Linked DNA regions of Homo sapiens: region 1 is linked to region 2. Evidence: chromatin loops called from intact Hi-C (ENCODE). Cell type or tissue: PC-3. All regions are shown on one strand.

Region 1 (5,000 bases), 260 kb after region 2:
ATGAACTTGTCAAGGGTTAGTGTTTGGATTCTGTGCTTTCCACGCCTATTTCTATGGGTATTTCAAGAATCATCTGTTTGTAATGATGTGCATAACTTGTCTGTTTCTTTTCAGAGTTAGCTTAAGTGATGGCAGCGATAGTGAAAGCAGTTCTGCTTCTTCACCCCTACATCACGAACCTCCACCACCCTTACTAAAAACCAACAACAACCAGGTAAATTGTGGGGTTTGCACTTTGCAAGACTCTGCAGAGCTAGGTGTAATCATTTTTACAAAGCATGCAAAACTTTCATCCCTGAATTTTAAACAAACTTCCTCTTGATGCCAAATAGATGGGAGGGAGGCCACAGCCTGTGGAATAAACACATAGTTAGGGTATAAGAGGTTCTGCTGTCATGAGAAGATGAATATGTTCCACCAGATGGGTTAATTAAGTTAGTACAATAAGAGAGGGTGACAAAAAGTATTGCCCATTTACCATTTACTCCTGATTTCTATATACTTTACACTTCAGCAGTAAGTAGGTGCCTTAATTAGGAAGAATATGACCTTTGGGCCTAGTATAGAGCTTGGTTCTTTACCACTGGTAATTTACTGGTGGGAAATTAACTTTTAGCTTTTGATTCTCAGTTTCCTTATCTGTAAATGACATTAACACTATCTTTTAGGTTATTGGGAAGATGACAAATAATATATGTAAAGAGCAAAAGGCAGTGCACAGCCCCTCCTTGGCACTCAGTTGATGGTAGTTTATTATTATAGGTGTTCGGCCTCAGTTTTCTCGTCCAAGATAGAAGGATTATTACTTGGGATTTTAAGGAATAATTAATAAAATGCTGAGAAAATAATGGTCATTATCATTGTTACAACTTGAGCTAAAGGAAAGCTTATTAATTTGATAGTCAACTCAAAATATAACTATTTGGATAAGATCTAGGCAGAACTTTGAAGGCTATGATAAAGAGCATTTGTTAAATAAATTAAATCGGGATATTTTCTTTACCAACTAAAATAAACTATTTTCAGTATCATGAATAATGTAAAAGCCTCATTGAGCATTGAATTGATACTCTCATTACCATAAGTTTTTCTTATCTTTTTGTGTCGACAGATTTCCTATGACCTCTACAATAACTGCTTAATTCAAGTTACTGTACGAATATTAACTTGAAAACTAAACAACTGTGTTTTTCTGAAAATACTGTTTCACAGGTGTCCTTCAATTTTAAATAGTCTTGCCCTTAAATCCGTGGTCTTTGTGTTACTTGGAAAATGTTAGTTTAGAGCTGAAGACTTTTTCTTTTTGCATTTTATTTAAAGCACTAGCAAAGATCTCTTATAGTTTAAAATTCCTCATTTATAAGGTTTGTCTATAATGCAAATCCGTTCTTGTTAAGTAGGAATGATACCAGTACTCTTTGTTGTACCAGTTACAGTTCAACTGCAATTTCTTTGTGTCCTACATTAAAATCAAAGTCCAGCCTCATTATCTCTTATAGATGGGGTATTCAGCAAGTTATTTACTTCTTTTTCCATATCCTGGCTCTTCCCCATCTTCAGGGCCAGCTGTGCTCATGGCCCAGCCGTCTTTTACCTCTGGTGTGGATGCCTGCCACCACAAGTCAGGCATTTCAGAGGAAAGTAAAAAGAGGAAAGACATATGCATCATGGCCAATCAGCTGAGAACACTGGACTGGTTAACTAGAAAATTTGGGATCCTTTTGTAAATTTGTGCTTCAGTGAGAACTAGCATTAGAATAGAATTTGAACCTTGGTGAGATTTTTTTTTTTTTTTTTTTTTTTTTTTTTTGAGATGGAGTTTTGCTCTTGTTGCCCAGGCTGGAGTGCAATGGCGCGATCTTGGCTCACTGCAACCTCCGCCTCCTGGGTTCAAGCGATTCTCCTGCCTCAGCCCCGCGAGTAGCTGGGACTACAGGTGCATGCCACCACGCCCAGCTAATTTTTGTATTTTTAGTAGAGACGGGGTTTCACCATGTTGGCCAGGATGGTCTCGATCTCTTGACCTCATCATGCGCCTCACAAAGTGCTGGGATTACAGGCATGAGCCACCGCTCCCAGCCGATGATATTTTTAAATCCAACCTAGGCATATTTCAGCTTGATTTCTGTATCCAGTGGGTGGTATATGAGAGCTACAATACGTCATGGGCACAGCAGTGGCAGGGCCAGGAGTGTAGGGCATTAGGCTCTGCTTTTGTGCCCCTCACTCATCTCCTTCAGTATCTCTCCCAATCATAGTGAAAAGTGGGCTTGCTAGGGAATGCAACTCCAGCAAGCACCTTTCATGCCCTTCAAACCTTATGGCTTCACTTAAGCCCTTCCTGAATGGGCAGTCTTGAACAGACCTTGGCTTTAGGGAAAGGTTTAGACTCTTTGTCAGACTGTTTTTTACCTGTCTAGCAAAACAAAACCAAAAACGAATAGTATCGTCTATCTGGAGAGGGTAAAAGTTACCTTATCTGATTAAGTAGCATACTCCTGGTTCCTTGGCGTGTTTATTTGGCAAGTGTTGCTTCACACATGTGAATCATCAGTCTGCCAATAATACTGTATTATGTGTCACTTTCTCCATGCACTTGTAAGCATGGTAAGAAAGTCCGTATGCTTCCACTTTTAGCTAGTCTGGGTTAGGAAATATATATACCACAGGAGGGCTTACCTTCTTAGAGCTATGTCTTGGAGCCGAGAGGACAAGTAAAGGTTTCTTAAACCTTGTTTAGTATTGGTTTCCTAGCCCCTCAAATCACTTGCACTGGGGTCAGGTGTGATGCTATCCCTTTAAGTCAAGCTTCTGGGACTTAAAAAAAATTACTAGTATATCTTAATTCTCTATGTTGATGGTATAAGAGAGTAAAAATTTCTTAAAAATCTAAAAGTCAACTAAATTTCACTCTGGAATGACTTTTTAGTCGTATTTGAATGTGTGTGTGTGTGTGTGTGTGTGTGTGTGTGTGCGCAGGAGGGAGGGAGAAAAGTAGGGGGAGAGAGACAGGGATAGAGAAAGAGTATGAATCTGAATTTTCACGATTAATAAAGAGTTGAGAACATACTTGGAAGGACTAACTCCGAAATGGGAACACTCTTGAGTTTCCTCCTTCCATACTCCTTGCCTGTTCTCTCTCTATGAATTGATAATGATCTCTGAGTTTGATAAAGCACCAGGCAAAGCTGAAATGTCCATTGCCTTTTCTCAAATCTTCCAGGGACTAGAGAAGAGGGGAAGTACTAATGGAGTCAAATATTTTCATACTGAATAAAAGTGAACATAGAGTCACACGTCAACCAAGCAAGTAATTAACCTGAGTACTGTTGGGAGCTACTGTCATTAGTATGAAAGATCTATCAGTAGAGAATCCATCTGTGAATAACTGAGTTGTCATTCTTCATAAAGTGATACAGAAAAATATAATCTTGAACGTTTGTCAAGACATTTTCTCAGATTAAAGACAAAAGTGCTACTAAACCACAATTCTTCTATTTTCAGAGACTGCTGTATCTATAAATGGAGTAGCTAGGCAGTCTAGGTAGCTCTGCTTCTCTCAGTACAATTTAATAGGTAATAATAAAGAGTGTTGCGTCATTTCAACCAGAGATGGTTTTTTCACTCCAAACCTCCCTTATGTGAATTTCAAACAAAAACAAAATACCACATCTTTTTTAGCCAGAAGCTTGGCAGGGAGGGAGGGGAGAAAGGACTTGAAGGAAGGAAGTGATCCATTGGACCCGGGTTAATATTCAGAATATCATAAATCACCTATCAGCCTGCAAGGCATGTTGAATGAAATTAAAAAGAGTCTATCCAGTTAAACTGGTTTAAAATAAGCCTGTGGAAGACAAGGTGTTGTACTTTTTTATTCTGGAGTTGTTTCCCTAAAGATAAGAAATGATCATAAATAAAACAATTGTCTTCAGCAGGGCTCAGCTCTCTCAGAATGAGGTTTTGACAAAGCTGTTTATTTTGGAGCAGGGAGAGATCAAAGAAGGAAGATTAACTGAGCCCTCTCTGGGCAGCCACTCAGTAACTTGAGGCGGGTCACTGACACCCGGAGCTTTTGTTCCTGCCACTGCAACTTCAGAAGAAAGAAACTAGGATTTCAATGTATTTTGGCCTTCTGTGCTGTAGCACTTACGGAATGTGTGGGGTGGGACTTCAGCGTCCAAATGTTCTATTTTCTGCTTTGAAGAAAAGGTGGCAGAACTCTCTAAACCTAGTTAGCAAAGTTCTATTGCAAATACAGCGTCCTCAAGTCACTTCAACACCCAGAGTACAGGAGTTGGAGGAGGGGATCGTGGGAGGCAGCGGGATATGATGGGAACAAAATTCAGTTCTGTAATGCACAAGTCAAGCAGGCAGGCACTTTTTTTTTCTTTTTTTCTTGCCTGAAATCTCAGCGGATTGTCTCTGCATGCCCAGCCCAGTATCTGAGTTGGCGAGGAGTGCCATCTACTGACCTACTTGCTCCTAGGTCTCAGCGCTGATTTTTCCCTTGAGATCTCACTTTCAACAACAATGGAGGAGGAAATTCTGAATGTAGTGGAGTATTTGGTTTCCTTTACAGTGGAGCATGTTAAAAACGATTGCCTTGCCTCTGTTAATACGTAATTTCCTTGTGTTGCCAAAAGTATTGTATTTTAAGTTAGCCTGGTCAAATTAGTCATTTGGTTATCTTCATATTAAAAATGATGAAAAAAAGCATGATTGTCAGGAAAGACTGTTAAAAGGACACTTTTTACTCGTGCATTATTCTCAATTAAAATAAAAATATGCCCCTTCAGGAGTATTCGGTCTTTTCCAGGATGTCATGTTCCTATCCTCATCCAGTAAAATGTTTATTAGTAATAAAAAATGTTAAAGCTGAATGGGAATCTGGGTCTTATCTTGTTCATCTCTCCCATTTCATCCTTTGCGGTCCAAAAATATTAAATAATAAGGCTGGGACTTGAACTTGGGCTTCTGAGCCTAATCAGTGCTCTTGCCAC
Region 2 (5,000 bases):
TCCTCTGGGGTTAGCCGCGGGTTCTGTGGGGAAGGTGCAATTAGTTGTTGAGTTTGGAGATGTGGGGAATCGGGCTGGAGGGAATAAACACTTTGCGCGTGTGTGTGTGTGTGTGTGTGTGTGTGTGTGTGTGTGTGTGTTTTCCTAGAGAAATTAAGATTTACCTGTGTTATTAGCAAAGAATGTATTGGATGTAGTTATTGTTCGGTCTTGGCAAGTCGGTTCTCTTTAGGGTCTTCTGTGCTTTCCTGTCTGTGTATGAGGCACCAGGTGCCAGTTGCCATAGACTTTTCTTTTTGTGGCTTAGCCACCGCCACACCCACTCCAGTCTGGATTTTATGTTTACTTGGGGGGCTTACTCGTTCCTCCCTCCCACCCCCGCGTGCCACTTGACTGCTCCTTTGATTCTGAGCAACGTTCCAAAGTGTCTGCCGGATGTGATCTGCAGGGAGACTGTTCTTGCAAAGGTCGAAGCTAAGTTGAAGAGGAACGATGTGGAGGAAGCCTTTTGCTTTAGTCCCTCCCCACCTTGGTTCTTAGCCTTGGAGTCTAGTTTGCATAATCCTACTGGGCCTCTGTGGTCCCAAACATTTTCCATAATGGGCAGGACAGTTTTGGAAAAAAGAAACGGAGTGTCATTTTGAAAGAAATTTAAAGAGGGTTTGAGAAATACCGATTTCTTTTCCCTTCAACCTCTGGAAAACTAATGTCTGGTTGTTTTAGTTGGATTAGTGAAGGTAACAGTACAAATACAATAAGGTGCTTTGTTTGTGAGCAGGTTTATTTATCTAAGTCGACACAATGGTTAGTAGTTATCTTCCATTTGATCCGTAATCTTTATTGGCATCTAGAACTCCTGTCGTTTCTTAGAGTAATATCATAATAAATCCATTCTGCTTAGAGCTGTGTGGAAATTATTGAACATTCAGGGGGCTGAATAAAGAAAGGAGAAGCGTCGTGTGCCTTAGAGGTGGCAGAGGTTTGTATTGGTGCTTAGTTTTGTTTCCAGAGCTCATGTAATGGGAAGTAGGATTGTATTTTTTGCCTTTAGTGGTTTGGTTTATAACTCCTCCTGAAAACTTGAACGGTTGAATTTGATGGTCTTTGTTGGATGGTTAATAAATAAATCCAGTTTCTTATAGAGGGCTAGAAATATGCATGGCCTATAGGAAATAACATTTGAAATTTGTTAGCATTTTATGTTAAAATATAGTCAGAGATTATTATATTTCATATTTCCTCCAAACTGTGGTAAGGATGAGCGATGTCAAATTTCTATCGCTGATGAGGTTGATATGCTGCTTCTCGGATTCTCTCTCTCCCTTTCCATGTGTCTGTAGAGCAGAGGAGTTTAAACAAAAGAAACCACTTTCTAAGATCCTTGGTACACATTATTACTACTACTTGGCTGCAGTTCACTTCAAGGTGAAATAAGCTTTTAAAAAGCAACATTTATTAGGAAAATTAACTCAGTTGGCAGAAGATGTAGCTCTTAAGGTAACTTTGTTTAGGCACCTTGACAATCAACAAATTGGCATTATGAAATTAAAGATGATCAACCTCTATTTTACCATTGTTTTTCTGCTTCAGTGGATGTGTGCATTGATGTTATTTTTATTTCCTATACTTAATGATTTTCTGTCTGCCCTGAGGGAACATGAGGGTGCTGCTCACATAGGCCACACCTGGGAGTTGTTGCTAGGCGTGGTAAGCTGCTTGATAGCAGTGATGACTTCTCAGAGGTCTCTGGTGAGAGATGTCTGCTTGTTGGTTGGATTCCTCAATTTTTATACTCAACTGTGGAGGTTCTCTATGCAGTCTATAAGCCATTGTTTTAAAATGTTTATTTTTGGATTTTTATTTGTATGCGTGCTTCCCATGATGTGACAAGTCCTGGGAAAAGTGCCAGCTTACATCACCCAGGAGAGACCTTGTCATACTGTAATTACACATGATTCAGATTGCAAGAGAAGGTTTCTCTGTTCATTGGGAATAGTTGTAAGTTCAAGCAACACCAAACATGCCACTTAATCCTGGGACTTATTTTTTGGCTTATAAAGTCTTTCAAAATGATAAGAATAAATATAGAATAAGAATGCCAAGAATTTGTATGTCTACTTCCAGTACCTTTTAAAGTGTTATGTTAGCTATATTGTAGATCTATAAGTGATAGAGTAAAATTCTACCAATTGGAAATTGGAGAAACTGAAAATATGAATTTGTGAGAAATCTGAGTTATAAGATCTTTAAAAGAAATGCTCATATTCTATAATAAATAAGCTGTGTTGGCTATAGTGACAATCTAAATCACTTTCACTGTATACAGTAGCTGCTAAACAGAGATGAGCCTTAGGACTGAGGATGAACTGCTCAGCCACAAAGATGAAAGAGTCCTTAGTTTTGTAAATCTTTGGTTTGGAAAAGTGAATTGATTTTCAGGTTGATTTCCTTTACTTCACAGTAATATTAGAATTTGTAGGAGAAAAAATTATAGTATTTTTAACTTGTTGCTTAATGAGAATTATGTATACCATTTCAGAATTGAGCTAATTGGATTTGAATTAATGAGGTTTTACTCTGTCACAAAGATGGGTGGGAGACCTTCAATTTAAAACTAATGGCACAAAATCTTAGAAAAGAGATTTTGATGAAATGGTGAAGCCTGGAATGTCTATTAGCCATGACAAAACAGGTAGGTCAGAGTATGATGCATTTTTAAACTATTTACCTGCAAAAAAAGACAATATCTTATTTATTAGTACCAAAGATTTGTACTAGTCTGATATGACTGAAATGAATAGTCACATTCAAAACATTTCTTTTAAAATATTAATGTTTTTGTTTTTAGTATGATGTGAATTTGAGTGAACTTTTTTTCCAGTTACAGCCATCCTTACTATTGCAATTTGTTTCACTGACATTTATGATATGAAATCTGTTGCTTATTATTTTATGGAAGCTAATTTGGCCACTGGTAGGATTTGATAGCTTTTTATTTGTAGCCTTAGTCCTTTGAGTGGGCAGATAAAGCTTAATAAATCCACTCTAACAATTTTCCTTTAAGTGTATGAGGCCAGCTTTACTGCATAGTTTTGATTTGTGTTAAATGGTCTTCTGAAATAATTTGGGTAAGTTTTTATCAAGGTAACTAATACTTGAGGGCTTACTAGCTGAAGACGTTGTGTGCATCTGGTATATTTTCTCTTCAGAGTCATTTAAAAGATATAAGGAACAAAATGAAGATGAGTGACTGTTCTGATAGATTCAGCGAGTGTTATTTGTGTAGGGTTCTGTATGAAATTTAGATGACCAGTGAGAACAGTTTTACTGCTGTGCATTTTGAAGCACATAAAGTATAATTTTCCAAGGCACTTAAAAGCTGAATTGTTGGTGGAAATCTCATATTCTGTGGGTGAGAATGTAAATCGGGCAGGGGTATTTTGGAGAACATTGGCAAGGTCTATTAAGATTTTTAATGTTTATACTGTTTAGCCTAGCAAATTTACTTCTAGGAATTTTCTGACAAATATGTTCTCACAAGTACACAAAGATACAGCATGTTTCTTGTGACTGTTTTTGTAATAGTCAAAATTTGGAAGAAAGCCATATAGGGGCCCTCAACTGGATACAATTAAATGATGATAATCTATAAAAAGAGGTATATCTATTTGTAGATGCAGGAAGATCTTCAAGAATAATTAAGTGAAATAAGGCAAGTTGCTAAATCATTGTGATCTCATTTTTTCAAAAAAGTGCTTGTGCAGATAAGTATACGTATGTCTATACAAGTGTATGTCTGTAAATAAGTAAATTTGCATTAGCGGGCATCAAACTCTTACTAGTAGTTTAGTAGCTACTTGTGGTGGTGATGGGAGGTTATTTTTGTAGTGTTTGATTTTTTTTTAAAGTTAACTCCGTATATTTAAAACATTCAATGAGCACACATAACTTTTTAAAACTGAAAAAGAATAAAAAACCAATATAGAATATTGTTTTAAAAATAGGGATTAGCATGTAGCTATCTAAAAGTTAAAGATCTAAAAGTGATCTTTAATATCTTGGGTAGATATTGTTGCTTAAAGATGGAGAGAATTTAGGGTTAGGAATTACAGACTTGTATTCAAATGTTGGTTTAAGAGACTCCTTGTATGGTTTTGGACAAGTTACTTCTGTGTCTCTTTTCTCATTTGCATTATGGAAATGATGATAAAATAGAACTATTACCTCATAAGTTGAGGTTGAAATGTAAATCAACTGTTTTCATACTTATTGGGCTTAAGATCCTTTTACACTTACAAATTGAAGAACGCATAGAGTTTTTTTGTGTAAGTTATATCTATTAATTTTAGTGTATTAGAAATTAAAATGGAGACATTTTAAAGAAATTAATTTGTCTAAAGGTAGTAACCTATTATATGTTAACATACAGGTAACATTTTAATGAAAAATGAACATTTTCTTAAAAACAGTGACAAGAGGGGCATTGTTTACTTTTCTTTTCTTTTTTTTTTTTTTTTTCAAATCTCTTTGTTTTAATAGAAGACAACTAGGTCCTCTTACCAGCTTCTCTTTTCAGTCTATTGTGTTATCACATGTCCTGTAGCCTCTGGAAAACTCTGCTACACACTCACGAGAGAATGGGAAGGAAAAAGGCACATAACTTAATAGATTTTATTATATATATAGATTTAACGTCACCAATCACCTGAAAAGATCATAGGGATCCTGAGATCCTAACTCTACACTCCGAGAACTGCTGGTAGAAAGTATTCAGCCTACAATCTGGCACACATAAATTGCCCAATACATGGAAGCTGATTGTTATTATTGTTGCTAATAAAAACTTATTTAATGGAAAGAGAAAAGGTAAATCTTCCAAGGTATTTGCCTCATTAAATTCCGGTGAATGATTACCTAACAAAATTGTTTTCAGAAAAGGATAATTTAAACTTGGGTTTTTCTGGGCATATTTTATAGCTACTATTACTATCCATTCTTTT

The links. Hi-C counts contacts between places; a loop is a spot of excess contacts. Peaks named below come from ENCODE experiments on the same cell type or tissue, not always from the same donor. Only the 100,000 strongest peaks of a DNase experiment are listed, where the experiment ranks them.
Region 1: a loop joins it to region 2, with 11 times the contacts of the local background. A loop is called at or near these places in 86 of 110 quality-filtered maps.

The regions. Positions count from the first base shown.
Region 1 is chr9:20,355,956-20,360,955 of GRCh38, reverse strand. It overlaps MLLT3 (MLLT3 super elongation complex subunit), which reads left to right. Exons shown (of 11, transcript NM_004529.4): 8 at 115-214. All of the region lies in intron 3 of LOC124902129 (a long non-coding RNA gene), which reads right to left. Among named protein-coding and RNA genes, the nearest start is that of MIR4473, 53 kb to the left of the region's middle. In PC-3, a CTCF peak has its summit at 4,468 (motif pointing left); DNase peaks (open chromatin) are centred at 2,555 and 4,465; H3K4me3 peaks cover 1,300 bases; H3K27ac peaks cover 353 bases.
Region 2 is chr9:20,615,393-20,620,392 of GRCh38, reverse strand. All of the region lies in intron 2 of MLLT3 (MLLT3 super elongation complex subunit), which reads left to right. Among named protein-coding and RNA genes, the nearest start is that of MLLT3, 4.6 kb to the left of the region's middle. In PC-3, no CTCF peak of the experiment used is centred here; a DNase peak (open chromatin) is centred at 1,902; H3K4me3 peaks cover 1,474 bases; H3K27ac peaks cover 2,423 bases.